Linked DNA regions of Homo sapiens: region 1 is linked to region 2. A link is an interaction called in ENCODE POLR2A ChIA-PET data of the cell type or tissue named here. Cell type or tissue: Panc1. All regions are shown on one strand. Links, peaks and the distances in the headings refer to the core of each region. The heading gives the core; the rest is flanking DNA.

What was found. Peaks named below come from ENCODE experiments on the same cell type or tissue, not always from the same donor. Only the 100,000 strongest peaks of a DNase experiment are listed, where the experiment ranks them.
Region 1: POLR2A ChIA-PET joins it to region 2 with 17 read pairs; 6 of 35 experiments call an interaction of 5 or more read pairs at or near these places.

Annotation. Positions count from the first base shown.
Region 1 is chr19:32,979,409-32,994,225 of GRCh38, forward strand. It overlaps RHPN2 (rhophilin Rho GTPase binding protein 2), which reads right to left. Exons shown (of 15, transcript NM_033103.5): 12 at 14,569-14,645; 13 at 12,415-12,561; 14 at 11,106-11,261; 15 at 1-848. The coding sequence ends at 588. Among named protein-coding and RNA genes, the nearest start is that of FAAP24, 15 kb to the left of the region's middle. In Panc1, for the core only: no CTCF peak of the experiment used is centred there; no DNase peak of the experiment used is centred there.
Region 2 is chr19:33,040,901-33,055,717 of GRCh38, forward strand. It overlaps RHPN2 (rhophilin Rho GTPase binding protein 2), which reads right to left. Exons shown (of 15, transcript NM_033103.5): 2 at 3,349-3,464. It also overlaps the pseudogene LOC124904805. Among named protein-coding and RNA genes, the nearest start is that of RHPN2, 17 kb to the right of the region's middle. RefSeq lists enhancers at 457-601, 733-1,234, 2,420-2,970, 7,380-8,098, 13,947-14,447 and a cis regulatory region at 522-535. In Panc1, for the core only: no CTCF peak of the experiment used is centred there; no DNase peak of the experiment used is centred there; H3K27ac peaks cover 5,674 bases.

The DNA.
Region 1 (14,817 bases), core at 482-8,481, 65 kb before region 2:
ATTTAATAAGACAAATTTGGCACTAGACTTTTTCTAGAAATAGCATTCATAGTCTATCGATATAATAGTAACATCTTGTTTTAGGTTAATGAATTCCTATTAGGAAGCAGCACTTTGGGACAGTTTTTAGTGACACTAATTTAATTCTATCATTACAGTCCTCTGACCTGCCTTAATTCCAGGATCATCTGAATTCTAGGTTAAGGAATGATTATTAGCCAAACCTGGAAACAACTACAAATTGTACTGATATAGGTAACCCCAATTTAATAGTGACTAAAAGTCATAATTGTCACCATTAAAAATAGCCATATTTCATATCTTCAACACTATTCTATTTACAATACTTTATATAATAAATAACTTACAGCAGTATAGTAACACACCTCAAAAAAGTTCTTTTTTCACTAATTCCTAGAGGTTTCTTGGTTACTTTCCTTCATAAAAACACATCAAATGTGAGTTTACACTATGAGAAAAACAGGATTTGAGAACAGATAGATAGATATTTTCCATTATGGCACAAACGTTTAAGGCCGAGTCAGCACCGGAAATGTTCAGGGCCTGAACATGTTTGTTTCCTCACATTAGTACCAAGAACTGTCTGAGTTGAGAAGGCTGAAAGGGGAGGGCAGCTTCTTCTTGACCTGAGGCCGTGCAGCCCCGACCGATGGGAGGCACAAGGTGCTGGCTGACTTCTGTCTGTTCTTGTTGGTGCCCCAACTCAGGAAGGAAAGCTTCTTGGAGATTTTCTTGGTTTTATCAGTTTTGTCGTCATCATCAATGGCTAAGCAGATCATGGAGTACGTTTTCTGCATTCCCACGGAGTATGTGGCACTCTTATTATGCTGCACATAGAAAAGTAAGAAAAAGGGCGTCAGGCATCATCAAGATAGATGATAAAAACTACGAAGTTTGGCCAGGCGCGGTGGCTCACACCTGTAATCCCAACAGTTTGGGAGGCCGAGGAAGGCGGATCACTTGAGGTCAGGAGTTCAAGACCAGCCTGGCCAACATGGTGAAACCCCATCTCTACTAAAATACAAAAATTAACCAGGTGTGGTGGTGGATGTCTGTAGTCCCAGCTGCTTGGAGCCTGGGCACAAGAATCACTTGAACCCAGGAGGTGGAGGTTGCAGTGAGCTGAGATCACACCACTGCACTCCAACCTGGGTGACAGAGCAGGATTCTGTCTCCAAAAAATAAATTGAACAGACATAATTCGGAAACTCAGGTGACCAATGCTTATATAGAATTAGGTTCTTAAAACAAGGACAAACTTTTTTTCTTTTTTGAGACAGGGTCTTGCTATGTTGCCCAGGCTGGTCTTAAACTCCTGGGCTCAAGCGATCTTCCTGCCTTGGCCTCCTGAGTAGCTGGGGCTCTAGGTGTGCACCACCAGGTCCAACAAGGATAATTTTTTGTTTGTTTTTTGTTTTTGTTTTTTAAGACAGAGTCTCACTCTGTCGCCCAGGCTGGAGTGTAGTGGTACGATCTCGGCTCACTGTAAGCTCCGCCTCCCGGGTTCACGCCATTCTCCTGCCTCAGCCTCTCTGAGTAGCTGGGACTACAGACACCCGCCACCACACCTGGCTAATTTTTTGTATTTTTAGTAGAGACGGGGTTTCACCCCTTCTCGATCTCCTGACCTCGTGATCCGCCCGTCTTGGCCTCCCAAAGTGCTGGAATTATAAGCGTGAGCCACCACGCCCGGCCCAACAAGGATAATTTTTAAGGAATGTACTCAATAGTAACAATTTAAGCTTAGGAGCCACAACTCATATTTTAAGGTTCTTCTTCTATTTGAGAAAGTAATAATACTCATGGTCACGAATATGAAAGTACAGGGTGGGGCGCGGTGGCTCACAACTACAGTCCCAGCTACCTGGGAGGCTTAGAGGGGAAGATTGCTTGAGCCCAGGAGGTTGAGGCTATAGTGAGCTGTGATTGTGCCACTGCACTCCAGCCTGGGCGACAGAGTGAGACCTCTGTCTCAAAATAAAAAAAAAGGGGGGGGGCGGGGGGAAGGGAAGAGGGGAAAGGAAGGGAAGAGGGGAAGGAAAGGGAAGAGGAGAAGGGAATGGAAGAGGGCAAGGGAAGGGAAAAAAAAAAAAAGAGTATGCAGTGAGCAATAGGTCTCCCTGTCACCTGGGCTTCTAAGGCCCTCCATGTTATACTTCTAGAGATGATGTACAAGTATTTCTATATGTACCTAAGTATATTACCATTCATTTTCTTAAAAGGAATATACTACACTATTCTACACCTGATTTTCTTTTTTTCTTTTTTTTCTTTTTCCTTTTTTTTTTTTTTTTTAAGATGGAGTCTCGCTCTGTCGCCCAGGCTGGAGTGCCATTTTTATCATTTTCAAGTGTAGAGTTCGGTGGCATTAATTACATTCACATCATTATGCTCCACTGCCACCATCCATCTCTAAAACTTTTTCATCTTCCTCAGCTGAAACTTTGTACCATTAAACACTCTCTACTATTAACTTTCCAAGAATCATGTAGGATTCAAACTGGAAATCTAAGGAAGCTTGCTTTCTGAAGACTTCCACATGGGCTATCACCGGCTTCTAAGGTTTGCCTAACATTGAGATTGTTTAGTTCGCCACATGTTTATTGATGGTCTACTATGTTCTGGCACTAAAATTAGGCATACAATATATCGCTGCAATAGTTGAGGACATTGTTCCTAATATAAACCCTAAGAGGGGCCGGGCACAGTGTCTTACACCTGTAATCCCAACATTTTGGGAGGCTGAGTTGGGCAGATCACTTGAGGCCAGGAGTTCAAGACCATCGTGGCCAACATGGTGAAACCCCATCTCTACTAAAAATACAAAAATCAGCCAGGTGTGGTGGTGCACACCTGTAATCCCAGCTACTCAGGAGCTGAGGCAGAAGAATCACTTGAACCCAGGAGGCGGAGGTTGCAGTGAGCCCAGATCACGCCACTGCACTCCAGCCTGGGCGATGGAGTGAGACGCTATTGCAAAAAATAAATAAATAATAAATAAATAAATAAAATAAACCCTCAGAGGAATCTGAGTTATGCAGCAATAAAGTAGGGGGTACTTCGAGCCCCTAAGGATGGAGATGCCTCTTCCTTTTCTGGAAAACTGACCGCTAACTCCACCATGTTTTACGGAGCACACACAATGTCATTTAAAACAATAATAAAACGAATAATCCTGGAGACAGATGTGAGGCCTGAAAGCATTTCCCAACCCTCAGCTGCTCAAAGTCCATTGTGTATCAAAACCACTGCCTTATAAATACCCTCAGTTCTCTTCCATCTGCCCCCACTCGCTCATCTCCACCCTCTGCCTCCCCTAGGGCCTGTATCTGAAAGGTTGTGCGTTGCTGGAGGACACTCACCAAGGCTTCCCTTGGAATTCTAACCTGACCCCAAACCTCTAATAGGCACCCATTTCCTGGCACTTCTGTGTGTCCCTAGTAATTTCATTTCCTTTTCTCCTGTATACTTGTTTCTTATCTTCGCTCTCCTCCTGAAGCCACTCACGCACCCTCCTGACATCCCTGCCGTATACTTCATGGCATCCGTCCCCCAAGACCAAGCCCTTCTGTGTGCCTGGATCCCATTCCCTCTCTCCTCCAGGCACCCTTGCCTCCCAGATCTCTACACACACACACACACACACACACACACACACACACACACTCCTGCAATGCGTACCATCACATTCTTTGAAAAGCTTTTCTTGGCCCAGATCTCTACACACACACAAACACACACACACACACACACACACACTCCTGCAATGCGTACCATCACATTCTTTGAAAAGCCTTTCTTGGCGGGGCGTGGTGGCTCACGCCTGTAATCCCAGCACTTTGGGAGGCCAAGGCGGGCAGATCACAAGGTCAGGAGATTGAGACCATCGGGGCTAACATGGTGAAACCCTGTCTCTACTAAAAATACAAAAAATTAGCCGGGCGTGGTGGCGGGCACCTGTAGTCCCAGTTACTTGGGAGGCTGAGGCAGGAGAATGGCATGAACCAGGAGGTGGAGCTTGCAGTGAGCTGAGATAGCGCCACTCACTGCATTCCAGCCTGGGTGACAGAACGAGACTGTCTCAAAAAAAAAAAAGTAAAGCCTTTCTTGACCCTGTTCCCCTCCAGGTCCACCCCAGTATCATACCCACACACACTCTCTCACTCCTGCAATGTGTACCACTACTTTCTTTTAAAAGCCTTTTTTTTTTTTTTTTTTTGAGACGGAGTCTTACTGTCACCAGACTGGAGTGCAGTGGCCCAATCTTGGCTCACTGCAACCTCCACCTCCAGGTTCAAGTGATTCTCCTGCCTCAGCCTCCCAAGTAGCTGGGATTACAGGCACATGCCACCACACCCAGATAATTTTTGTATTTTTAGTAGAGACAGGGTTTCACCATGTTGGCCAGGTTGGTCTTGAACTTCTGGCCTCAAGTGATCCACCTGCCTCAGCCTCCCAAAGTGCTGGGATTACAGGCGTGAGCCACTGTGCCCAGCTCCATTTACTGTTTCTTTCCCCACCACCCATTCCTCACTCAAATCCACCTGGGGTACCCCTCTAGAACTCTTAGGGCTTTACAGAGCACAGTTTAAAACCACTGTGTAGGCCTAACTCTTCCATCCTCTGGATGAGAAAACCGAGGCCCAAGGAGGGTATGAACGTGCTGAAGGTTACACAGCTTGTGAACGGCAGTCAGGGCCTAATTCCAGAGCTTGATTCCAAGCTTAGATTTGTTCAACTAGGGATCCCCACTGTAGTCAAGAGGGTAGCCAAGGGCAGCAGGTCATCAGTTCAGCCAGAGTGCTAGGCTAAATGTTCTCTTTATTTGATTTTGTTTGAAAGGCTCAGTCGCTAAAAACAGTGCTTGACTGTCATTATCTAAAATCCTTATCATAAAAATTAATAGACAAAAATAATTTTTAAAAAATTATTTTTAAAAAGCCAGGGGCTGGGCATGGTGGCTCACTCCTGTAATCCCAGCACTTTTGGGAGGCCAAGGCGGGCCAATCACCGGAGGCCAGGAGTTCAAGATCAGCCTGGCCAATATGGTGAAACCCCATCTCTACTAAAAATACAAAAATTAGCCAGACATCGTGGTGGGTGCATGTAATCCCAGCTACTCGGGAGGCTGAGGCAGGAGAATCGCTTGAACCCGGGAGGTGAGGTTGCAGTGAGCCAAGATTGCACCACTGCACTCCAGCCTGGATGACAAGAGCAAGACTCTGTCTCCAAAAAAAAAGAGCCAGGTACAGTGGCTCACGCCTGTAATCCCAACTATTCGGGAGGCTGATTCAAGAGGGTCTCTTGAGGCTAGAAATTCAAGATCAGCTTGGATAACTTAGTTAGACCTCGTCACCACAAAATTAATTAATAAAAGACAAAAGGAAATTACTTTTGGCCTGGTGCAGTGGCTCATTCCTGTAATCCTAACACTTTGGGAGGCGGAGGCAGGCAGATTGCTTAAGCCCAGGAGTTTGGGACCAGCCTGGGCAACAAAATGAGACTGTCACTACAAAAAAATTAAAAATTAGCTGGGTATAGTGGTGCACGCCTATAGTCCCAGCTACTTGGTAGGATTTTTTTTTTTGAGATGGAGTCTCCCTCTCTTGCACAGGCTGGAGTGCAGTGGCACAATCTCGGCTCACTGCAACCTCTGCCTCCTGGGTTCAAGCAATTCTCCTGCCTTGGCCTCCCAAGTAGCTGGGATTACAGGCGCCCGCCACCACCACGCCCAGGGTTTTGCCATGTTGACCAGGCTGGTCTCCAACTCCTGACCTCAGGTGATGAGAAGGGAGGATCTTTTGAGTCCTAGAACTCGAAGCTGTAGTCAGCTATGATTGCACTATTGCACTCCAGCCTGGGCAACTGAGTTAGACCCTGTCTCAAAACAAACAAAACAAAAAACAACAACAAAAGAAATTATTTGGCCGGGCATGCTGGCTTATGCCTGTAATCCCGGCACTTTGGGAGGCAAGGTAGGCGGATTGCTTGAGCTTAGAAGTTAGAGAACAGCTAGGGCAACACGGTGAAGCCCCGTCTCTACAAAAAATACGAAAAATTAGCTGGGTATGGTGTTCCATGCCTGTAGTCCTAGCTACTCAGGAAGCGGAGATGGGAGGATCACGTAAGCCCAAGAGTCAAGGCCACAGTGAACCGATATTGCGCCAGGGCAACGAGAGCGAGACCCTGTCTCAAAACAAAAAACAAACCTTCTTTTTTCTAGACAGGGTCTCACTCTGTCACGCAGGCTGGAGTACAGTGGCTCGATCTCGGCTCACTGCAACCTCTGCCTCCCAGGCTCAAGTGATTCTCATGCCTCAGCCTCCCACATAGCTGGGATTGCAGGCATGCACCACCACATCCTGCTAATTTTTGTATTTTTAGTAGAGACAGGGTTTTGCCACGGTGGCCAGGATGGTCTCGAACTCCTGGCTTCAAGTGATCCGCCGGCCTTGGCCTCCCAAAGTACTAGGATTATAGGAGTGAGCCACTGTGCCCAGCCTAAAAACATTATTTTTAAAAAAATTAAAGAGGACCTGCTAGGTGAAAAGAATAAACATCATGATCATGGTTATCATCATTATAATGTCTATTGTGGATTGAAATGTAGCTCCTGTTTGGCCCTCTTGTAAGGGCTTTATGTAAACTCAGTTTATCCTGAGGCTCACAGCTATTCCCTGACTTGCTGAAGGCCACACAACTGGTGGTGGAAAGCCAGGATACACATCTAGACTGTCTGAGTGCAGAACCCTTGCTTTCAGCTACTACAGCAGCCCCTTCCTTGGCCTGGTGTAACGATGTCACAGGCTTGAAAGTCAAGCCTTTGCACCTCTCACAGGGGGCAGGGCATGCCCCAGAAACTCAGGCCTCTGCTGATGGGGTCCCTACTCCAACCTTCAGTGTGTGGCTTGGCTCTTTTCTCTAACCTCCTTTTGGACAAACGTCTTTTCTGTTTCTGCTGGGGACCTTAATCACTTGTCCAGAAACTCCATGGATTTTGTCCCTAAAAATATGATTTCTTATGATCCCTTCTCCCAAGATGCTCTGAGTCCCTTGACTTTATCTTCTTTTAAAATTTGAAGTATGTCGGGTGAGGTGGCTCACGCCTGTAATCCCAGTACTTTGGGAGGCTAAGGTAGATGGATCTCGAGGTCAGGAGTTCGAGACCAGCCTGACCAACATGGAGAAACCCTGTCTCCACTAAAAATACAAAAATTAGCCAGGCATAGTGGTGCCCACCTATAATCCCAGTCACTCGGGAAGCTGAGGCAGGAGAATCACTTGAATCCAGGAGGCGGAGGTTGCAGTGAGCCGAGATCACGCCACTGCACTCCAGCCTAGGAAATAGTGCAAGACTCTGTCTCAAAAAAAAAAAAAAAAAATTTTGAGATATAATTCACATACATGCATAAAATTCACCATTTTAATACCCTTCTGTGGCTTTTATTTATTATTTTTATTTTTGAGACAGGGTCTTGCTCTGACACCCAGGCTGGAGTGCAGTGGTACAATCATAGCTCACTGCAGCCCCAACCTCCTTGGGCTCAAGTGATCCTCCTGCCTCAGCCTCCCAAGCAGCTGGGACTACAGGCATACGCCACCATGCCTCGCTAATTTTTTTTATTTTTTGTAGAGACAAGGTCTCGCCATGTTGCCCAGGCTGGTCTCGAACTCCTGGGCTCAAGCGAACATACTGCCTCAGCCTCTCAAAGTGCTGGAATTACAGGTGTGAGCCAGCATGCCAAGACACCAGTGATTTTTAGTATATTCACAAAGTTAGGTGACCATCACTACTACCTAATTTCAGAACATTTCCATCCCCCTAAAAAGAAACCTTCTACCTTATGACCCTTCAGCAGTCCCTCCCGACTCCCATTGCCCAGCCCCAGCACCATCTACTTTTTGTCTCTGGATTTGCCTATGCTGAGCATTTTATATCCATGGACTCAAAATCCATTGGCTCTCTGGCCCTCTCTCAACTGACTTCTGCTGCCACCTCTCCACCAAAGTGTCTTTTCATCCTGCTGCCAAATACAATAGGCACAGCTAAGGCGACCTCATTCTCCACCACTCAACTGCATTCAATGCAACCCATCACCCTCTCACTGCAAAGCTTTCTCCTCTTAATTTGAGAAGCTCCTTTCCTCCGACATCTCTGAACTCTCCTCCATTTTCTTTGCACTTGCTTCTCTTCCAACTGATCTCTAAATGTTTAGCCCTCAGCCCTAGCCCCCTTGCAGGGAGCTGCATTTTGTCTCACAGCCTCAAATATCATCCCTGTGCAATGATTCTCAAATATTTATTTCTAGCTCTGATTTCTTCCTCGAACTGTAAGACTTCACATTCGATCTCCTCCTTTATGCTTACGTCTGACTGCTAATAGCATCTGGAACATTCAAAACATGACTCTTGATTTCTCTCTCCTTCACCTCCCTCACACCCATTACCCATCATTATGAAAAATAACCAGGCCAGGCATGGTGGCTCATGCCTGTAATCCCAACACTTTGGGAGGCGGAGGTGGGAGGATCGCTTAAGGCCAGGAGTTTGAGGCCAACCTTGGCAATATATAAAGGCCCCATCTCTACCAAAAAAAATTTACCATAGATAGATAAACAAATTAGCCAGGCATAGTGGTACACACCTGTAGTTCCAGCTACTCGGGAGGCTGAGGCAAAAGGATTGCCTGAGCCTAGGAAGTCAAGGCTACAGTGAGCTACGATTGCACCACTGCATTCCAGCCAAGCAACAGAGTGAGACCCTGTCTCAAAAACAACAACAACAAAAAAAAAAACAAAACAAACAAAACAACAACAACAGAAAAAAGAAATTAAAGGTAGAAAAATAACCACTACCCATGAGATTGATCAAGCCAAAAACTGAGGCCTCACCTCCCTGTCCACTGTCTCCTTAACACAAATCATCCACAAATCCCCCATCAGCTCTACCTCCAAACTATGTCCCAGGGCCACTCATGTCTCTCTAACTCTACAGCCACCCCCATCACCTCAGCCACTAATGTCACCAGCCTGGACAAGTGCCATGGCCAGTCTCCGGCAGCAGACGCCCTTCTAAAACAAACATCACACCACGCCGTTCCCCTTCTGAAAGGGGCTTCCAAGTGGCTTCCAAGCTCCCACCATTGCCGCCAAGGCCTCCTTCTTACCTCACTTCCCATGGCTCCCTTCCTTGTCCTGGTGCTCTTGCCAAAAGGCCTTCTTTTTGCCTCTCCGGTAGGAGAAGCTTATTCTGCTGCAGGGGCTCTGTACCTGTAAGTGCCCCTGCCCAGAAGGCCTTTCTTGTCCCTCTGCAACTGGCTCGAACCTCCTGGTCACTCTCATGTCTGGTCCATCCCTGCCTAGATAGAGCCTCGCCCCCTCCCCAGTCATTCCACCCTGTTACAGGTCTTTTTTCCTTTACAGCACTTATCAAAATCCTGAACATTTATTTGCTGACTTTAATGCCAGCTTCGCTGGGGGGCAGGGACCTTATCTGTGTAATGTAAACTGGAGCTCTGACACCTAAGAGAGTGTCTGGCACCCAACTGATCCTCAATCAATATTTGTTGAATGAATAAATGAGTGTTGTTACAGAGGGAAGGTCGAGGGTACATCATTAAGTGTGGCAAAGTGCAGAGGAGAACGTCATTAAGTATGGCATGAATCCTAGCACTTGGGGAAAATTTTAGGGTTTTTTTGCAGACAGAGTCTCACTCTGTTGCCCAGGCTGGAGTGCAATGGCGCGATCTCCACTCACTGCAACCTCCACCTCCCAGGTTCAAACTGTTCTCCTGCCTCAGCCTCCTGAGTAGCTGGGGTTACAGGCGTGCACCACCATGCCCAGCTAATTTTTATATTTTCAGTAGAGACAGTGTTTGCCTTGTTGGTCAGGCTGGTCTTCAACTCCTGACTTCAAGCAATCTGCCCACCTCAGCCTCCAAAAGTACTCAGATTACAGGCATGAGCACCGTGCCTGGCCTCACGTGGGGAAAATTAAAGGCGGTAACTGTGCAGGTGAACTTGAAGACACTCAAATGCTTCCCAAATCTCCCAGGACATGGCTGACACTGCCTCTAGGGCGTACAGAGGGATTGTCTTAACTTTCACAGGTTGTCTTAAGCACTTCTGTACCATTAGAATTTTTTTTTGTTTTTTATTTTTTTCACTATGAGTATGTATTACTTTTGTAATTAAACAATTTGATCAGAAAAATAGATCAGTTGATTATTTTATCTACAGGATATTTTTAAAAGTTTGCTAGCAGGGTGCAGTGGCTCACGCCTGTAATCCCAGCACTTTGGGAGGCCAAGGTGAGAGGATGGCTTGAGCCCAGGAGTTCAAGACCAGCCTTGGCAACATAGCAAGAACCTGTCTCTACAAAAAAATAAAGAATAGGCTGGGCATGGTGGCTCACGCCTGTAATCCCAGCACTCTGGGAGGCCGAGGCTGGCAGATCACAAGGTCAGGAGATCGAGTCCAGCCTGGCTAACACGGTGAGACCCCCGTCTCTACTAAAAATACAAAAAATTAGCCAGGCATGTTGGCAGGCGCCTGTAGTCCCACCTGCTTGGGAGGCTGAGGCAGGAGAATGGTGTGAACCCGGAAGGCAGAGCTTGCAGTGAGCCAAGATTGCACCACTGCACTCCAGCCTGGGTGACAGAGCGAGACTCCGTCTCAAAAAAAAAATAAAATTAAAAAAGAAAATGAATAAAGAAAGAAAGAAAGAAAGAAAGAAAGAGCGAGCCAGGGGTGGTAGTGGGTGCCTATAATTCCAGCTGCTCGTGTGGCTGAGGTGGGAGGATCACTTAAACCCAAGAGATAGAGGCTGCAGTAAGCCATGATCATACCACTGCAAACCAGCCTGGGCAATAGGGCAAGACGCTGTCTTTAAAAAGAAAAAGTTTGCCAATTTTCTCTTTGACCCAAGGTGAGCACATTACAGTGATTACAAGCCTGGGAGTCCAGTCATTTGTACCATGTTACACAGGCAGGAGACAGAGGGTCTGGTAAACACCTCTGGGGCTGAACTCATGCAGATTTCACTCCACGCCACCACTGACTGCCCAGGGAGGTGTCAGCGCTCACCATGGATGATGTGGAGTCCAGGAGGCTCACGACTTTCATCTCGATCTCGTCCTCGCCAAAGCTCTTCAGCAGCTTCATAACCTCACTCAGCGTCAGCCACTTACAATCCACAAGCTGAATGGAGACAATATAATCTCCTTCCCGGGCTCCTGCCACCTGAAAAAGTATTGTTGAAATTAAGTCAACGTTTTGTTCACTCAAATCCTTGAATCAGTCCCCATTAACAAAATAGGTATTTGCGTAAGTTCGCATCAAGAAAGCAAAAATTCACTTTGGGTGGCTGAGACGGGTAGATCACTTGAGGTCAGTAGTTCAAGACCAGCCTGTACAACACGGTGAAACCCATCTCTACTAAAAATACAAAAATCAGCCAGGTGTGGTGGTGGGCACCTGTAGTCCTAGCTACTTGGGAGGCTGAGGCAGGAGAATTGCTTGAACCCGGGAGGCAGACATTGCAGTGAGCCGAGATCGTGCCACTGCCCTCCAGCCTGGGTGCAATTAAAAAAAAAAAAAAAAAGCCAAAATTGGCCAGGCACAGTGGCTCACGCCTGTAATCCTAGCACTCTGGGAGGCCAAGGCAGACAGAATACTTGAGGCCAGGAGTTCGAGACCAGCCTGGCCAACATGGCAAAACCCCATTTCTACTAAAAATACAAAAATTAGGCCGGGCCAGGTGGCTCACACTTGTAATCCCAGCACTTTGGGAGGCCGAGGTAGGCGGATCACAAGATCAGGAGATCGAAACCATCCTGGCTAACACAGTGAAACCCCGTCTCTACTAAAAACACACAAAAAATTAGCCAGGCATGGTGGCACGCACCTGTAATCCCAGCTACTCAGCAGCCTGAGGCAGGAGAATTACTTGAACCCAGGAGGTGGAGGTTGCAGTGAACCAAGATCGCGCCACTGCACTCCAGCCTGGGCGACAGAGTGAGACTGCGTCTCAAAAAACAAAAACAAAAACTAAAATTAGCTGAGTGTGGTGGCACGTGCCTGTAATCCCAGCTACTCAGGAAGCTGAGACAGGAGAATCACTTGAAACCAGGAAGCAGAAGCTGCAGTGAGCCCTGAGATCGCGCCACTGCACGATCGCGACTCACTGCAGCCTCCACCTCCCAAAGTCTAAAAAAAACTAAAAACATAAAACAAACAAAAGAAAGACAGTAAAAATTAATCCTTTTCTTTTAGGGAATGTAGCACCCATGAGGCCCTTCACATCAAGTCAGGCCTTTGACATGGGTGAACCCACCCTAAATTCAATCACCCAGATATCTGTGTTTGCTGCCAATCAAGAAAAGCATGTGCTTACCGAGGCAGAGCAGTAAGGATCCAGGAAGTGAACCTGAACGGGGGCGTTCCCTCTCAAGGTGAACCCCAAGTCCCCTTCTTCTGCAGTGAAGCGGATGCTTCGAGGAGGCGTCCACCGCTTGTTAGCCGAAAACACAGATAAGGGGCCCTTTGGAAGAGAGCATCGTTAGGTGTAGGATTTGAAGGCTGGATCAGACGCTTGAAAGCTAAAGGGAATTTTGCCTGCTGTCCTTGAAGATCTCACTTGGCCTTGTTCAGGGACAAATGACACATCTGGGGGCATACATGCTACAGCAGTCATGCGAGAACCTGGAAAGCCATCTTCTCAAACATACCCAATATATTTTCAATAAAATTATCTTTTAGGCATTGTATTAATTATCTTTTTCTCTTTTTTTTTGAGACATTGTCTCACTCTGTCGCCCAGGCTAGAGTGTGGTGGTATGATCTCGGCTCACTGCAGCCTCTGCCTCCCGGGTTCAAGTAATTCTCCTGAGTAGCTGGAATTACAGGTGCGAACCACCATGCCTGGCTAATTTTTGTATTTTTAGCAGAGATGGGGTTTCACCATGTTGGCCAGGCTGGTCTCAAACTCCTGACCTCAGGTGATCCGCCCGCCTCAGCCTCCCAAAGTGCTGGGATTAAAGGCGTGAGCCACCGCACCCGGCCAAAATTATCATAAATAAAATCTCTAATATAAAAAATGTAAGACTAGGCATGTCATGCCTGTAATCCTAAGCACTTTGTGTGACCAAGGCAGAAGGATCGCTCGAGGCCAGGGGTTTGAGACCAGCCTAGGCAATATAGTGGGAACCATTCTCTACTAAAAACATAAAAGAATTAGCCAGGCATGGTGGTGCACGCCAATGCTCCCATCTACTCAGGCTGCTGAGGCAGGAGGACTTCTTGAGCCCAGGAGTTCGAGGCTGCAGTGAACTATGATTGTGCCACTGCACTCCAGCCTGGGTGAAAACAGAGTTAGACCCTGTCTTAAAAAAAAAAAAAAAAAAGGAAAAAAATCTCAGGCCAGGCACAGTGGCTCATACCTGTAATCCCAGCACTCTGGGACGCCTAGGCAGGAGTATGGTTTGAGCCCAGGAGTTGGAGACCAGCCTAGGCAAGACCCCATCTCTACAAGAAATGAAAATTAGTTGGACATGGTGGTGTGTACCTGTAGTCCCATCTACTAGGGTAGCTAAGGCAGGAGGATCGCTTGAGCCCAGAAGGTTCAGGCTGCAGTGAGCTATGATCATGCCGCTGTAATCCAGCCTAGGTGACACAGTGAGACCATGTCTCTAAAAAAACTAAAAAATATTTTTAAAAAATTTTAAATAGACAATACCTAAAAACTACCTTTAAAATATGCTATGGGGCCGGGCACAGTGGCTCAGGCCTGTAATCCCAGCACTTTGGGAGGCTGAGGTGAGCGGATCACTGGAGCCCAGGAGTTCAAGATCAGCCTGGCCAACATGGTGAAACCCCGTCTCTACTAAAAATACAAAATTAGCTGAGCGTAGTGGCACAGGCCTGTAATCCCAACTACTCGGGAGGCTGAAGCTGGAGAATCACTTGAACCTGGGAGGCGGAGGCTGCAGTGAGCTGAGATCGCACCACTGCACTCCAGCCTGGGCAACAGAGTGAGACTCTGTCTCAAAAAACAAATAAATAAAAATAAATGAATAAAATAAAATATGCTATGGTCTGAATGTTTGTACCCTCCCAAAGTTTGTATATTAAAATATTAAAATTTTATTAATATTTATTAAAATTTAAAATGTATATTAAAATCATCAATGTAATTATTAGGAAGTGGGGCCTCTCGAGAGGTGATTCAGTCTTGGGGTGGAACCCTCAAGAATGGGATACATGCTTTTAAAACAGGCCCAAGGAAGCTCATCACCTTTTCTGCCATGAGGACACAGGTAGAAGGCCCCACCTATAAACCAGAACATGGGCCTTCAGCAGATACCGAATCTGCCCATACCTTGGTCTTGGACTTCCCAGCCTCCGGAACTAAGAAATATATTTCTGCTGTCATAAGCCCCCCAGTTTGAGGCATTTTGTTATAGCAGCCCACATGGACTAAGACACCATACTCGCCAAAGTGAAGAGCTGTCCCCTTAGGTCATTTGAATGTAGAGAGCATTCAACATACCAGCTTCTGGAAGAAGTCCGTGACTGTCAGCTTGGAGAACTGGGGCAATATAATGTCAACCTCTTGCTCAGTTTTAGCTAGAATAGAGGATTAGAAATGGGAGGATAAACGTTTCTGTAATTGAAAGTGATCCTAATAGTCCAGTGTTGTGGCTCACGCCTGTAATCCCAGCACTTTGGGAGGCTGAGGCAGGTGGATCACTTGAGGCCATAAGTTCAAGACCAGTCTAGCCAGCATGGTGAAACCCCA
Region 2 (14,817 bases), core at 3,921-11,920:
GAGCTGGTATCTCGACACTGCACTCCATCCTGGGAGACAGAATGAGACTCTGTCTCAAAAAAAACAAACAAACCTGAAAAAAGTGCATTTGAAATATTTGATGGCTTCCTAAAAAAACTCCAGGAAGCTCATGGACTCCCAGCTGGAATGGATCAGAGAAGGGGAAGACTTTGAAGGATCATAAAATCTGGTTTTTCAAGTGCCTGCCTAGCCACGATACCCTCTGACAGTCCTCAGATAAGGGCTTAGCACCCCCATTTCCATTCCTGCATTTCTGGGGACACCTCCAAACATCCCCCACCCCTATTCCAACAGATCTACTTTCCTTTGGGGGCTGCGGTAGGAAACCTGGGAACCAGAAGACAAACAGAAGGAAAGCAGGGCCTAATTTACAACTGAAACCACCCATGGCCTGCAGAGACAGCCACGTAATGGGTCGCCCAGGGACACTGAGGGGCCAGAGCGGAGCTTGGCAAAATGCCCTATTTGTTTTCGGGAAACCGTTGGTGCTTGTTGAGTCAGATTAATAAATACCTTCAGGGTTTCCTCTGACAACATTCTCCAGCAAGGGGTACTTTGAACCTTTAGGCCACTGTGAGAATCATTAACAACCCCCCACTCCTGCCCCTGCCAACCCAACCACTGCCAGTTTAACAATGAGCTTGAGTCAGGCTCGGGCCTCAGAAAGGGTGACTGCTGTTGTCGTTAAGAGAACAAGGCACACAAAACTGCCCTAGTTCCTGCCTGAGAAAGTCCAAGTTCCCTGCTCACAGGGGCCTCTCTGACCACCCTCTGTCTCTAAGGCTGGCCATCCTGGGCCAACCTCTATGATATTCAGAGTTCATTATTCCCTAGAAAACATCACTTCCCTAGGTGATCTGATTTGTTTACTTGTCTATAAAAGTCTCCTCCCATCCTCCAACAAGAGAAATCACAAAAGCAGAGCCTCGCCTGATCTTCAGGCACCTCAACTGTGCCTGCCACTTAACAGGTGCTCAATAGCCAGGCACAGGGGCTCACTCCTGAAATCCCAGCACTCTGGGAGGCTGAGGCAGGAGGATCACTTGAGGCCAAGACTTTGAGACAAGCCTGTGCAACACGGTGAAACCCTGTCTCTACTAAAACTTTAAAAAATTCAATTAGCCAGGTGTGCTGGCACGTGCCTGTAGTCCCAGCTATTTGGGAGGCTGAGGCAGGAGAACCACTTGAACATGGGAGGCAGAGGTTGCAGTGAGCCAAGATTGAGCCATTGCATTCCAGCCTGGGCAACAAGAGTGAAACTCCATCTCAAAAAAAAAAAAAAGGTGCTCAATGAATCCATGAATAGGTAAATCAATTGTTGTCCACTCCTAGGAAAGCCATACACCATCAAGGCTGCCCACCTGCCCCCTTGGCCACAGAGCAGGCCTGTCCAAGGGTCAACCAGAACCCTAGGCCACAAAACATACCACGGCCTTCCCAGCACATGACAGGGAGTCCCAAAATCGGGGGCCTCTCTCACGTCACACAGATGACATGAGTTGCTCTCTGCTATGGGAGTGGACAATTCCCATGTCCAAACTTGTCTTGGGATAGGGACACTGCTTGACTTTTTAAAAGCCAAAACGCTACAGTATTTTTCCCAGCCTCCTCCAGTAACAACCTGCTTTGCACCCAGTTGCAAAAGGAGCTGGAGAAGAGATTCCCAGACAAACTTCCCACCCAGGACCTCAAGTCATCAGGTATTCCGTGAGTAACAAAAGCAACACAGGCCAGGCACAGTGGCTCATGTTTGTAATCCCAGCACTCTGGGAGACCAAGGCAGGAGGATCACTTGAGGACAACAGTTCGAGAACAACCTGGGCAACACAGCAAGACCCTGTCTCTACAAATAATTTTTAAAAAATCAGTCGGGCATTGGCCAGGCACAGTGGCTCACGCCTGTAATCCCAGCACTTTGGGAGGCTGAGGCGGGTGGATCACGAGGTCAGGAGTTCGAGACCAGCCTGGCCAAGTTGGTGAAACCTCGTCTCTACTAAAAATACAAAAATGAGCCGGGCACGGTGGCGGGCACCTGTAATCCCAGCTACTGAGGAGGCTGAGGCAGGAGAATCACTTGAACCTGGGAAGCAGAAGTTGCAGTGAGCCAAGATCACGCCACTGCACTCTAGCCTGGGTGACAGAGCAAGACTCCGTCTCAAAAAAAAAAAAAATTAGTCGGGCATGGTGGTGCATGCCTGTGGTCCCAGCTACTCAGTAGGCTGTTAGGAGGATTGCTTGAAGAGCCCAGGAGGTTGGGGGCTACAGTGAGCTGTGATTGCACATTGCACTCCAGCCTGGGCAACAAGAGCGAAACTCCATCTGAAAAAAAAGAAAAAAGGTGGCATGACGCCAGACGCAGTAGCTCGCGCCTGTAATTCCAGCACTTTGCGAGGTGGAGGCAGACGGATCACTTGAGGCCAGGCGTTCAAGACCAGGCTGGCCAACATGGTGAAACCCCGTCTCTACTAAAAAGACAAAAAATTAGCCAAGCATGGTGGTGCATGCCTGTGGTCCCAGCTACTGGGGAGGCTGAGGCAGGAGAATCACTTGAACCCAGGAGACACAGGTTGCAGTGAGCCGAGATCACGCCACTGCACTCTAGCCTGGGCGACAGAGCAAGACTGTCTCCAAACAAACAAAAAACAAGGCGGCACGGGGCTAACCATGGTCTCCAGTAGAACTCTGAAGGAAGAAGAAACTCTGCACTCTTTGTAAACAGAGTGCTGGCACATTGTCTTTTGTTGCATTTCGTTGCCTGGAGAGGGTTTATAGAGGTCTAGACACAGGTAAGGCTTCTCTGAGTTCTATGCTGGGTAAGTAACTGTTTTACCACGAGAGCATACTAATGAGTGCCCTAGATCACGGGGGTGTACTGAGCCCTCTCATTAGCAAGGTGGACACTGGCAATAGAAATATCCCCTCTCCTTCCTTTCTGCTTTTCTTTCCTTTATATATTCAATAAACATTTACCAAGCAAATTCTGCACCAGGCATAGTGTCAGGCAGTGGAGAAAATAGACAAGTCCCAGAGAAAGCCAGAAAACAAACCTCGAGACAAAAATTGGGCTTCCCATCAAGATGGCTGACTGAATTGAAGCCAAATGCCACACCGTCTGCATCTATCTCCCACCCACCCAATCCCCAAACACACAAACAGGCGGGGTAAAATATCTGTTTTCAACATAACCAAGCTATAGGCAAGAAAGGGACGACTCCAGATGCCAGAAATGAGGAGGAAACCCAAAGCTGAAACCAAGAGCCTGGCCTGGGAGTTTAGGGAACAGATGACTAGGACTCAGGAGAGGCAGGGAAGCCAGAAGACACCTACTTCAGAAGGTTTTCCGCTCCGGTCCTCATCCGCACGGCTTTCAGGATCTGCTGATTCAAAGCAGCTCTTTGATTCTGCAATTTACTCCGGCCGGTTTGTGCAAGGGGATTACAGCCCTGAGGAAAAATAAGAGATGCCCCTTCAGAGGTCGGCCACTCTAAAAATGATGACAGGGTTTAATATAATGGAAAATGTTTAACTTTAAAAATAATCTTTTCTGAAAACAAAGCATCTACATAGAAAATATTGAAAAGTATAAAGAAAAGTCGCTCATAACAACACAATTGCAAAACAGCCACTGTGAATTGGTCTTTCCTTCTCATCTATTTTATTTATGTAATTTATTTTAGAGACAAGGTCTGAGCTAGGCACTGTGGCTCATGCCTGTAATCCCAGAACTTTGGAAGGCCAAGGCGGGTGGATCACCTGAAGTCAGGAGTTCAAGACCAGCCTGGCCAACATGGTGAAACCCTGTTTCTACTAAAAATACAAAAAATTAACCAGGTGTGGTGGTGGGCGCCTATAATCCCAGCTACTCAGGAGGCTGAGGCACGAGAATCGCTTGAACCTGGGTGCTGAAGGTTGCAGTGAGCCGAGATTATGCCACTGCACTCCAGCCTCGGCAACCAAAGTGAGACGCTGTCTCAAAAATAAATAAATTAATTAAAGACATATCTCTAGGGCAGAGTTATAAGATCAAACCTTTCAGGGCTACCCATGGGCCAGCCCAATCATCCTCCAGGACAGAAAGGCACCCACACCCTTGTGACCGCTTTCCCCCTCACTGTTACTGAGTATCTACTTTTTTTTTTTTTTTTTTTGGAGATGGAGTCTCGCTGCGTGCCTAGGATGCAGTGCAGTGGCGCGATCTCGGCTCACTGCAATCTCCGACTCCTGGGTTCAAGTGATTCTCATGCCTCAGCTTTCCAAGTAGCTGGGACTACAGGTGCATGTCACCATGTCCAGGTAATTTTTGTATTTTTAGTAGACACAGGGTTTCGCCATGTTGCCCAGGCTCGTCTTGAACTCTTGACTTCAAGTGATCCACCTGCCTTGGCCTCCCCAAAGGGCTGGGATGGCAGGTGTGAGCCACTGCGCCTGGCCTACTTTTTTTATTTAGTAACAGCTTTATGGAGATATAATCCATATACCATACGTTTTGCCCTTTTAAAATAAACAATTCATTGGTTTTTAGTATATTCAGGAGTTACAGAACCATCAGTGCTATCTGATTTTTTTTTTTTAGATGGAGTCTTGCTGTGTCATCCAGGCTGCAGTGCAGTGGCACAATCTCGGCTCACTGCAACCTCTGCCTCCCAGGTTCAAGTGATTCTCCTGCCTCAGCCTCCCGAGTAGCTGGAATTACAGGTGCCCACCACCACGCCTGGCTAATTTTTGTATTTTTAGTAGAGACAGGGTTTCGCCATGTTGGCCAGGCTGGTCCTGAACTCCTAACCTCAAGTGATCTGCCTACCTCAGCCCCCCAAAGTGCTGGGATTACAGGCGCGAGCCACCACGCCCATCAACCACTATCTGATTTTAGAACATTTTCATCAGCCTAAAAAAAAAGCAAGTAGCCATTAGCATCGCTCCTCATTTCCTTTTCCCCTTAACCCCAGCCCTAGGCAACCACCAATCTACTTTCTGTCTTTACAGGTTTGCTTATTCAAGATTATTTCATATAAACGGAATCATATAATATGTGGCCTTTGCATCTGGCTTCTTTCATTTGCCATGATGTTCTCAAGGTTTATCCAGGTTGTAGCATGTATCAGAACTTTGTCCGTTTTTGTCCCTGAATAAGATTTCATTACATAGATACACCACACTTGTGTACTTTATCCATTCATCATTCATCATACAATGGGCATGGGGAGTGTTTTCACTTTTTGACTATTACGAATAAGGCTGTTTATGTGCGTACAAGGTTTTATATGGATATGTGCTTTTGTTTCTCTTGGCTATAAATATAGAAATAAAATGTCTAGATCAGGTGGTTTTTTTGTTTTGTTTTTATTTTTGATTCTGTTTTTTTGAGACAGAGGCTTGTTCTGTCGTCCAGGCTTGAGTGCAGTGGCTCGATCTCGGCTCATTGCAACCTCTGTCTCCCAGGTTCGAACGATTCTCCTGCTTCAGCCTCCCGGGTAGCTGGGATTACAGGCGTGCACCACCATGACCAGATAATTTTTGTATTTTTAGTAGAGAGGCGGGTTTCATGATGTTGGCCAGGGTGATCTCAAACTCCTGACCTCAAGTGATCCGCTTGGCTTGGCTTCCCAATATGCTGGGATTACAGGCGTGAGCCACTGAGCCCGGTCTAGATCATATGATTTATTCTATGTTTAATGATTTGAGGAACTATCAGGCTCTTCAAAGTGGTTATACAATTTTACAACCCAACTAACAGGATGAGAGTTCCAATTCATCTACATCTCACCAATACAGGTGCTGGTCTATCTTTTTTATTACAGCTACCTTATGTGTGTGCTGTCTCACATCGTGGTTTTGAATTGTGTCTCCCTGACAGTTAATGATGTTGAATATCTTTTCATGAACTTATTGGCCAACTGTATATCTTCTTCGAAGAAATATCAATTCAGATCCTTTGCCCATTTTTTTTTTTTGAAACAGGGTCTCAGTCTGTCACCCAGACTGGACTGCTGCAGTGGTATGATCTTGGCTCACTGCAACCTTCACCTCCTGGGTTCAAGTGATTCTCCTGCCTCAGCCTCCTGAGCAGCTGGGACTACAGGTGCATGCCACCACGTCCGGCTAATTGTTCCATTTTTTGGTAGAGACAAGGTTTCACCATTTTTTTGCCAGGCTGGTCTTGAATTCCTGACCTCAAGTGATCTGCCCATCTTGGCCTCCCAAAGTGCTAGTCTTACAGGTGTGAGCCACCACACCCAGCTCTCCTTTGCCCAGTTTTAAACTGGATTGTCTTTTTATCTGTCTGGTTGAAAATTATTTTTAATTTCTGTCAAGTTGACATGCAAAAATAGATAGCTCATTCTTCTAATTTGTATGTTTATTATAACAGTGAAGGTAAAGGTTTTTCCATATAATCTTGACACTTTAATTTCTTTTTCAACAAATTGTCTGTGTTCTCTGACCATTGTGCCCTGGGGTATTTGGATTACAACGCTTCACGCTAAAAGTTTAAGATCAGAATAAAAGCTGCATTTTAGCTGAATGGTGTTCTTCCCACCCCAGACAGGTAGAAGCCTCAGGACCTGGGATACGCCCACATTCCTCTTTGCCGCTTATCTCTAGGTCCTGCCCACTGCGGTTACTCCCTGGGAGCGGTCTGGCGGGTAGTATTACGTGGTGAAGAGACTGCCCTTTCTCTCTCCCTGAGTCACATCTCAGGCCTGCACACACCTGGCCTCTCCGACCTCTGCCCAAGCCACACCCATGGCCTGGACCCCAGGGAGGGAGATGTGAGTTATCTATAGCGGAAACCTCCTCAGGAATCCCAGTATTCTCCTTCCACAGAGATTTCTCATTCTTGGCCAGAATGGTCATGGTAGCTCACAACTGTAATCCCAAGCACTTTGAGAGGCTGAGGCCAGAGGATCGCTTGAGGCCAGGAGTTTGAGGCTGCGGTGAGCTACAATTGCGCCACTGCACTCCAGCCTGGATAACAGAGTGAGACTCTGTCTCTACAAATAATAATAAAAATTTTTAAATAATAATAAAAATAAAAGACTTCTCATTCTCATTTCCCATCAGGTCACCACCACCCATCCCCCACATAGCCCCACAACCTAATTTTCCCTGTCTCGCAAGGACACTTTCCCCCAAGTTCAAATTGCACAGATATTCGGAATTCGAGTTGGCTTCTGTAGACAGGCTGGAGTGCAGTGGTACGATCTCAGCTCAGTACAGCCTCTGCCTCCTGGGTTCAAGTGATTATCCTGCCTCAGCCTGCTGAGTAGCTGGAATTACAGGCACCCACCACCACACCCAGCTAATCTTTCTATTTTTAGTAGAGATGGGGTTTCACCGTGTTGGCCAGGCTGGTCTCGAACTCCTGACCTCAGGTGATCCACCCGCCTCGGCCTCCCAAAGTGCTGGGATTACAGGCATGAGCCATGGCATCCAGCCCTGGAATGGATTTTAAAATTAATATCGTTTAAAGCATTAAACGGTTTCCAATTTTGTCTTTCTTCAGATTTAAGATTAAAATATCTTTGGCCGGGCATAGTAGTTCACGCCTGTAATCCCAGCACTTTGGGAGGCTGAGGCGGGTAGATCACCTGAGGACAGGAGTTCGAGAACAGCCTGGCCAACATGGTGAAACCCTGTCTCTACTAAAAATATAAAAATTAGCTGGGCGTAGTGGCATGCGCCTATAATCCCAGCTACTCTGGAGGCTGAGGCAGGAGAATCACTTGAACCCGGGAGGCAGAGGTTGCAGTGAGCCAAGATAACACCACTGCACTCCAGCCTGGGTGACACAGCGAGACTCAGTCTCAAAAAAAAAAAAAAAAAAAACTTTAATGTTAAGCTATTATAATTAAATATTAAATAACTAAAATAACTGTTCATCTCTTTCCTTTCCACTTCCAAAAATGACGACGATTCAGTTTGACTCTGAATTACCTGGATCACCACTGCTGTGTTTCATTTTACAGGGAAGCTTGAATAACTAATTCCTTTACGTACATTCCCAGAGCTCAGATAAGCAGCCATTCCAAACTACGGATAAGAATGTTTTTTTTTCTGTTCGTATACTTTCCCCAACTTCTGCTGGCCTGGAATCAGTACGCCCTAACCAGCCCATAGATATGTGGTCAGGTTTCTAGATAAGGCATAGGAACACTTAGGGTTAGATTTGACTGAGTAATTGGGCCCGAAACCACATTACTTATTCCTGACAGGTAGGAATGTTGGGCTTTGCTGGGGAACACAAGAAACACCCACGGGGCTGTGTGTGGAAACTTCCCTGAGAGGTAAATCTGGACAAGACTGTCAGAAAGACTCCCTGGCATCACCAGAAACTATTGGCCATCTACTAGCCCCTGCCAGGGGCTGCTCTGTAGGGGACAAGGTGGCGGGTCCACCATCCCCACCCATACATTTCTCACCCCACCCCCTATCTTGTGTAATAACGAGACCTTAGCCCTGAACAAACAGCTTCCAGAATAGCCTCTGCAACTCAGAGACAGGGATTGGTTCTCAACAGAACACAAAGCCGCTCTGAGACTGGAGTGAGGGTTTGCACCAGGGACTGGGGCTAAACCTCTCACACCTGTGGGGCCAACTGAGCTGTCCTGACCTCGGGATCTGCTGTTGACAAGTTCTACAGTGAAGTGAGACTTTCTCCTCCACAGAGTCTATTCCCTTCCCACACTAAGGTTCGGACATTTCCGTCAGTCCCGAAACTTGAAGAGTGGGCAAACAGCCAACACCCAAGAAAAGCAAGTACTGAGTGAACCCCCGTGTCATCACCAGCTTTACAGGCAACTCCTGGGGTCGGCCCGCTTATGTGGACCCTGGTACAGCATCTCGGATCCCATGGTTCTGCAGCAAGGAGGCTATATGAGCAACTTGAGATCCTAGAGGCAGGCAGTAAAAGTTGGGGTGGGATTTAAGACCCTGTCCTTCCTGCTGCTCCAGGATGAGCGGTGAGGCGGTGTGAGCGGTAGGAATGCATGCAACCCCCAGACACCCCTTCATGGGTGATGGCTGCCCACCATCACCCCACATCTTTTGGGGGAACAGTGATGCCAGCCCACTCTCCCGCCTCATAGCCCATGATGGCCTGGTGGGGGGCAGGGGTGTGTGTGTAAATCCATGCTCCCCCAACATCCTTTCCAAAGGGAAGAACATCTGACTTCTGCCTGGCCCATTGGAAAACCAAAGCCTGAAGATCAGGGTCAATCGAAACCCATCAGGAAGAGGTCCTCATTGGCCTTGAACCTGGGAGGCTGTGACACTGAGCAGTTGCAGCCACCTTACCACCAGCAGAAGAGTGTCTCCCTAGACAGGGAACCAACCCCAGGTGGGCTGAGCTGAGAAACAGATTTGGCGATGTCATCTGAGCCCTGGATCAAGCTAGGCCTGAAGCCATCCCTCTGTACTTTTCATTTACAGCAACCAATTCATTCCCTTCTTTGTATCTCAATTTTCTGAATTGAGATACAATTTATATATAATAAAATACACATATTTTAAGTATATAGTTCAATGAGTTTGAACAAACATATAAACCTGCGTAACCATCACTCCTATCAAAATACAGAACACAGAACATTTCCATCATCCCCAGGCAACCAATACTCTGATTTCTATCACCACATATTTTTGTCTGCTTTTGAACTATGTAAATGTAATCAGATAGGATGTAGACTTTTATGTCTGGTTTATTTTGCTCAATACCATGTTTTCAGATTCACCCATGCTGTTTCATTTACCAGTAGTTTGTTCCTTTTTTTGTTTTTTTAGACAGAGTTTCGCTCTTGTTGCCCGGGCTGGAGCACAGTGGCGTGAACTCGGCTCACTGCAAACTCCACCTCCCGGGCTCAAGCGATTCTCCTGCCTCAGCCTCCTGAGTAGCTAGAATTGCAGGCACCCGCCACCACACCCGGCTAATTTGTGTGTTCCTTTTTTATTGTGGGATAGAATTCTATTGGAGGAACATACTAGGGTGTGTTTATCTGCCAAAGTTATTTTGGATTAAATTTTCTAGCACCTGCAACTAAAAAAGTACTAACTCAAATAAGTTTACCTAGAGTGAAAACTCTTTTCTTTCCTTTGAGACAGAGTCTCACTCTGTCACCCAAGCTGGAGTGCAGTGGCATGATCTCAACTCACTGCAACCTCCGCCTCCTGGACTCAAGCGATTCTCCTGTCTCAGCCTCCTGAGTAGCTGGGATTACAGGTGCACACCACCATGCCCGGCTAATTTTTGTATTTTTAGTAGACACAGGGTTTTGCCATGTTGGCCAGGCTGGTCTCAAACTCCTGGACTTAAGTGATCTGCCCACCTCGCCCTCCCAAAGTGCTGGGACTACAGGTGCGAGCCACCGCACTGGCCTAGAGTGAAAACTCTCTTTACAGGTCACTTACATGCCCTTAATGTACAGTCAGATTGTTCACCTGTAAGACACGTATTTAAGAGCAGCACCTAGACAAAGCCCACAGGCAGGAAGACTGTACTTCCAGGGATCATTTCTACAGTTCGTTACTAGAGAAGTTTCTCTGTACGTGTACAGCAACCGTTTATATTAGTGTGGCACACACCTATCTGAAAGCTTTGAGTGCAGCAATGCGGATTCACCTTGCTTGTAACTACTGTTCTTAAGCTCATAAAACAGCTAAATAATGTGGTGTAACAACTAAATGTGTGCCCAGAGAAAAGCCTCAGAATGTTATCCTAGGTGAAATCTGTTCAGTGAACAGACAGATCACAGCTACAGTGACATTTCTGCCACTGTTACAAGTTTCTTACAAAGTGAGAAAGTGGCTGTCTAAAATCAGACAAAGGCCTGGTGTGGTGGCTCACGTGTATAATCATGGCACTTTGGGAGGCTGAGGTGGGCGGATCACTTGAGGTCAGTAGTTTGAGACCAGACTGGCCAACATGGTGCAACCCTGTCTCAAGCAAAAAATACAAAACTTAGCCCAGGCGTGGTGGCGTGTGTCTATAGTCCCAGCTACTCGGGAGTCGGAGGTTGCAGTGAGCCGAGAACTTGCCACTGCCCTCCTGCCTGGGTGACAGAGTGAGACCCTGTCTCAAAAAAAAAAAAAAAAAAAGAATTAAAGTCAGAAAGAGAGCCCTTACCAAAAACTGACCGTGCTGGCACCTTGATCTTGGATTTCTAGCCTCTAGAACTGTGAAAAATAAATTTATGTTAAGTTAAAAAAAAAATATAAAACTGGAGGCAGGCACTTAATTAGGAAGAAAGGAAAGGGTGGTCAAGCTACTCCTGGAACAGGGCAGTTTTTCTTCCCCTATGGGGGCCCTGCTCCATTCTGGGCAGTGCCTGGCACCTGCTTCCCCTCCACTATAGGCAATAGTATGGGCCCTTCTTCTGCACAGCCAAAGATAAAGCTCACACATGCAGAGGTGTTTCCAGCAAATTTAGGGCAATGTGCAAGCTTGGGATCTAAAGGTTCAGGCGTAAAACTAAGTGAGAGATGACACGGTAGGGCTGGGCCAGCTCCCAGCCAGAGAGACCTTCCCACGGGATACAGGAAGGCAGGTGTTTTTAGCTGCTTCTCCAGCAAAGATTATTTTCTCTGCCTTTCTCACTCCTTCCTGGTTACGCAATCCCTCACTCAACCACCAAACTCTGGAAAACAGAATTGCTTGTTTATAAGTCAGCCAGAGCAATCAATGAGAAAGCACAGAAAATAGCATGCAGTACACTGCAATACACACATACATCTAATTTAACTTTTCACCACACTGGAGATTCAGGGCAGGCTGGGTGGAAAGAATCTAGCTTGTCCATGTCCATAAAAATAAAAACATGAATTCAGTACTTGTCAACAGCCCTCCTGCCCTTCCAGGATCTCTGCCAGGTGTCAGGGCTGGAGGTGAGGGCCCAGCCGCCTCCCCCGGGAATCCCAATCCATTCACACAGGGGTGGAGGGGGGCTCGATATGAGTCAACACAGCCATAATCTTTAGTTACGAGCTCCCTTCAGTCTCTTCCAGAAATCTCTATAAACCCCTACTGTGTGCCAATCACAGTTATTTTTCAATATGCTGAATAACTTTTTTTTTTTTTTGAGACGAAGTCTTGCTCTGTTGCCCAGGCTGGAGTGCAGTGGTGTGATCTCGGCTCACTGCAACCTCCACCTCCCGGGTTCAAGCGATTCTCCTGTTTCAGCCTCCTGAGTAGCTGGGATTACAGGAATGTGCCAACACACCTGGCTAATTTTTGTTTTGTTTTGTTTTGTTTTGTTTTAGTAGAGACGAGGTTTCACCATGTTGGCCAGGCTGCTCTCAAACTCCTGGCCTCAAGTGATCCACCCACCTCAGCCTCCCAAAGTGTTAGGATTACAGGTGTGAGCCACTGCGCCCAGCCTTGAATAACTAGGCTTTTACTGTGCCTCCCACCACATCAAATCGTGAACATTTCCATGAATCAACTGTATTTCCAGACCAATGATCTGCTTATTTCAACTGGTAGGACACACTCAACAACAGTTTTAACAGTTTTGCTTTTTTTTTTTTTTTTGAGATGGAGTCTCGCTCTCTTGCCCAGGCTGGAGTGCAGTGGTGCGATCTTGGCTCACTACAACCTCTGCCTCCTAGGTTCAAGCGATTCTCCTGCCTCAGCCTCCAGAGTAGCTGGGATTACAGGCGCACACCACCATGCCTGGCTAATTTTTGTATTTTTAGTAGAGATGGGGTTTCACCATGTTGGTCAGGCTAGTCTTGAACTCCTGACCTCGTGATCCACCTGCCTTGGCCTCCAAAGTGCTGGGATTACAGGCGTGAGCCACTGTACCTGGACACCCAGCTAATTTTTGTATTTTTTACTAGAGACGTGGTTTCACCATGTTGGCCAGGTTGGTCTTGAACTCCTAAGACCTCAGGTGATCCACCTGCCTCAGCCTCCCAAAGTGCTGGGATTACAGGTGTGAGCCACCGCGCCCAGTCTCTTGTTTTTGAGACAGGATCTCACTCTCTTGCCCAGGCTGGACTGCAGTGGCGTGATCTCCATTCACTGCAGCCTCAATATCCTGGGGCTCAAGCAATCCTCCCACCTCAGCCTCCCGAGAAGCTGGGACTACAGGTCCACACCACCACACTTGGCTAATTTTATTGTATTTTTTGTAGAGACAGAGTTTTGTCGATGCAGCCCAGGCTGGTCTTGAACTCCTGAGCTCATGTGATCTGTCCACCGTGGCCTCCTAAAGTGCTGGGATCATAGGTGTGAGCCACTACATCCAGCCTTGTTTTTTTACCACCTGCCCTTTTTTCTTCTTTGTTTTTTTTTTTTTTTTTTGAGACAGAATCTTGCTCTGTCACCCAGCAGGCCGGAGTGCAGTGGCACAATCTCAGCTGACTGCAACCCCCACCTCCGAGGTTCAAGCGATTCTCCTGCCTCAGCCTCCCGAGTAGCTGGGATTACAGGCACGCAGCACCACACCCGACTAATTTTGCATTTTTAGTAGGAACAGGGTTTCACCATGTTGTCCAGGCTGGTCTCGAACTCCTGACCTCAAATGATCCTCCTGCCTCGGACTCCCAAAGTGCTGGGATCACAGGTGTGAGCCACTGTGCTGGTCCCCTTTTCTCTTGTTACAATCAAATGGAAACCTGGCCATAGGGAACTCCGAGGGTCTGAATGGGCAGCCCTGAGGGACTCACATCATTCACCGTGGTGTCTCCGTCCCTGGTGCTCCAAGTGGGGAACCTTGTCCTCACTTGGCACCCATTACTGCTGCTCTGCCAGACACCCAGCCTCTGGCTGAGCGGTACCTGCAGTTCGACTGTGTCCTATGGCTACCTCCAATGCAGCCTTTGTGTCACGGGACGCTGGTACCTGAGCCAAAGGAGGAAGTGTTGATCAGGCTAAAGCCAACGCCCAGTAGCATCAGGTGGTGTCGTGGCAACCATCCAAATGGCCCCAGGAAACAAGGGACATTTACAGTGTTATAGTTCATCACGTTGTCTCTCCTCTGAGTCACCCTGAAAATTCTGTTTCTGCCAGGGGATACCTCCCAGCCAGGATCCCACAGTTGAAGACTGTTGGTCAGGCAGACCCTCGGGGCTGATGGTGGATACCATGCAGCTGGGCAGACCCTCCCCTCTCCAAGGCCACAGTCAGCCTGGATCCAGCCTGGCCTTTAAGATCTGGCTTAGGGCTGGGTGCAGTGATTCACACCTGTAATAGCCCACCACTGAGATGGGAGGATTGCTTGAGGCCAGGAGTTGAAGACCAGCCTAGGCAACACAGTAAGACCCCATCTCTACAAAAAATAAAAATAAAAATCAGCCAGGTGTGGCAATTTTTAATCACATCTCTAGTCCCAGCTAGTTGGGAGGCTGAGGCAGGAGGATCACTTGAGCCCAGGAGGTCAAGGCTACAGTGAGCTACAACGGTGCCACTGCACTCCAGCCTGGGTGACACAGCCAGATTCTGTCATCTTTAAAAAAAAAAAAAGCTGTTTTAGACCATCATGGGGAATCAGGAGTGGGGTCAGCATCACCAACCTTTACTCTCCTCTGCCTCCCTCCCTCTCCACCTGGGAATTGACTCAAGGGTCCAAGGGGATGGATCTAAACAGCCGGAGGGGTAGTATCAGTACCAATAGAGCTGGAGCTGCTGATCCCACATGACCCACGCTGTTCCTGGTGGACTCAGCCCATCAGAAGGCTTCCTCATCCACACAAGCGTTCATAAAAGATGCACACAAGTGTCTAACACGAAATTAGCCCTCACTAAGATGAATGCTGCTCATTCATCAAAGAGTAGATCCCTGCTCCTTGCAGAGAGAAGACTGC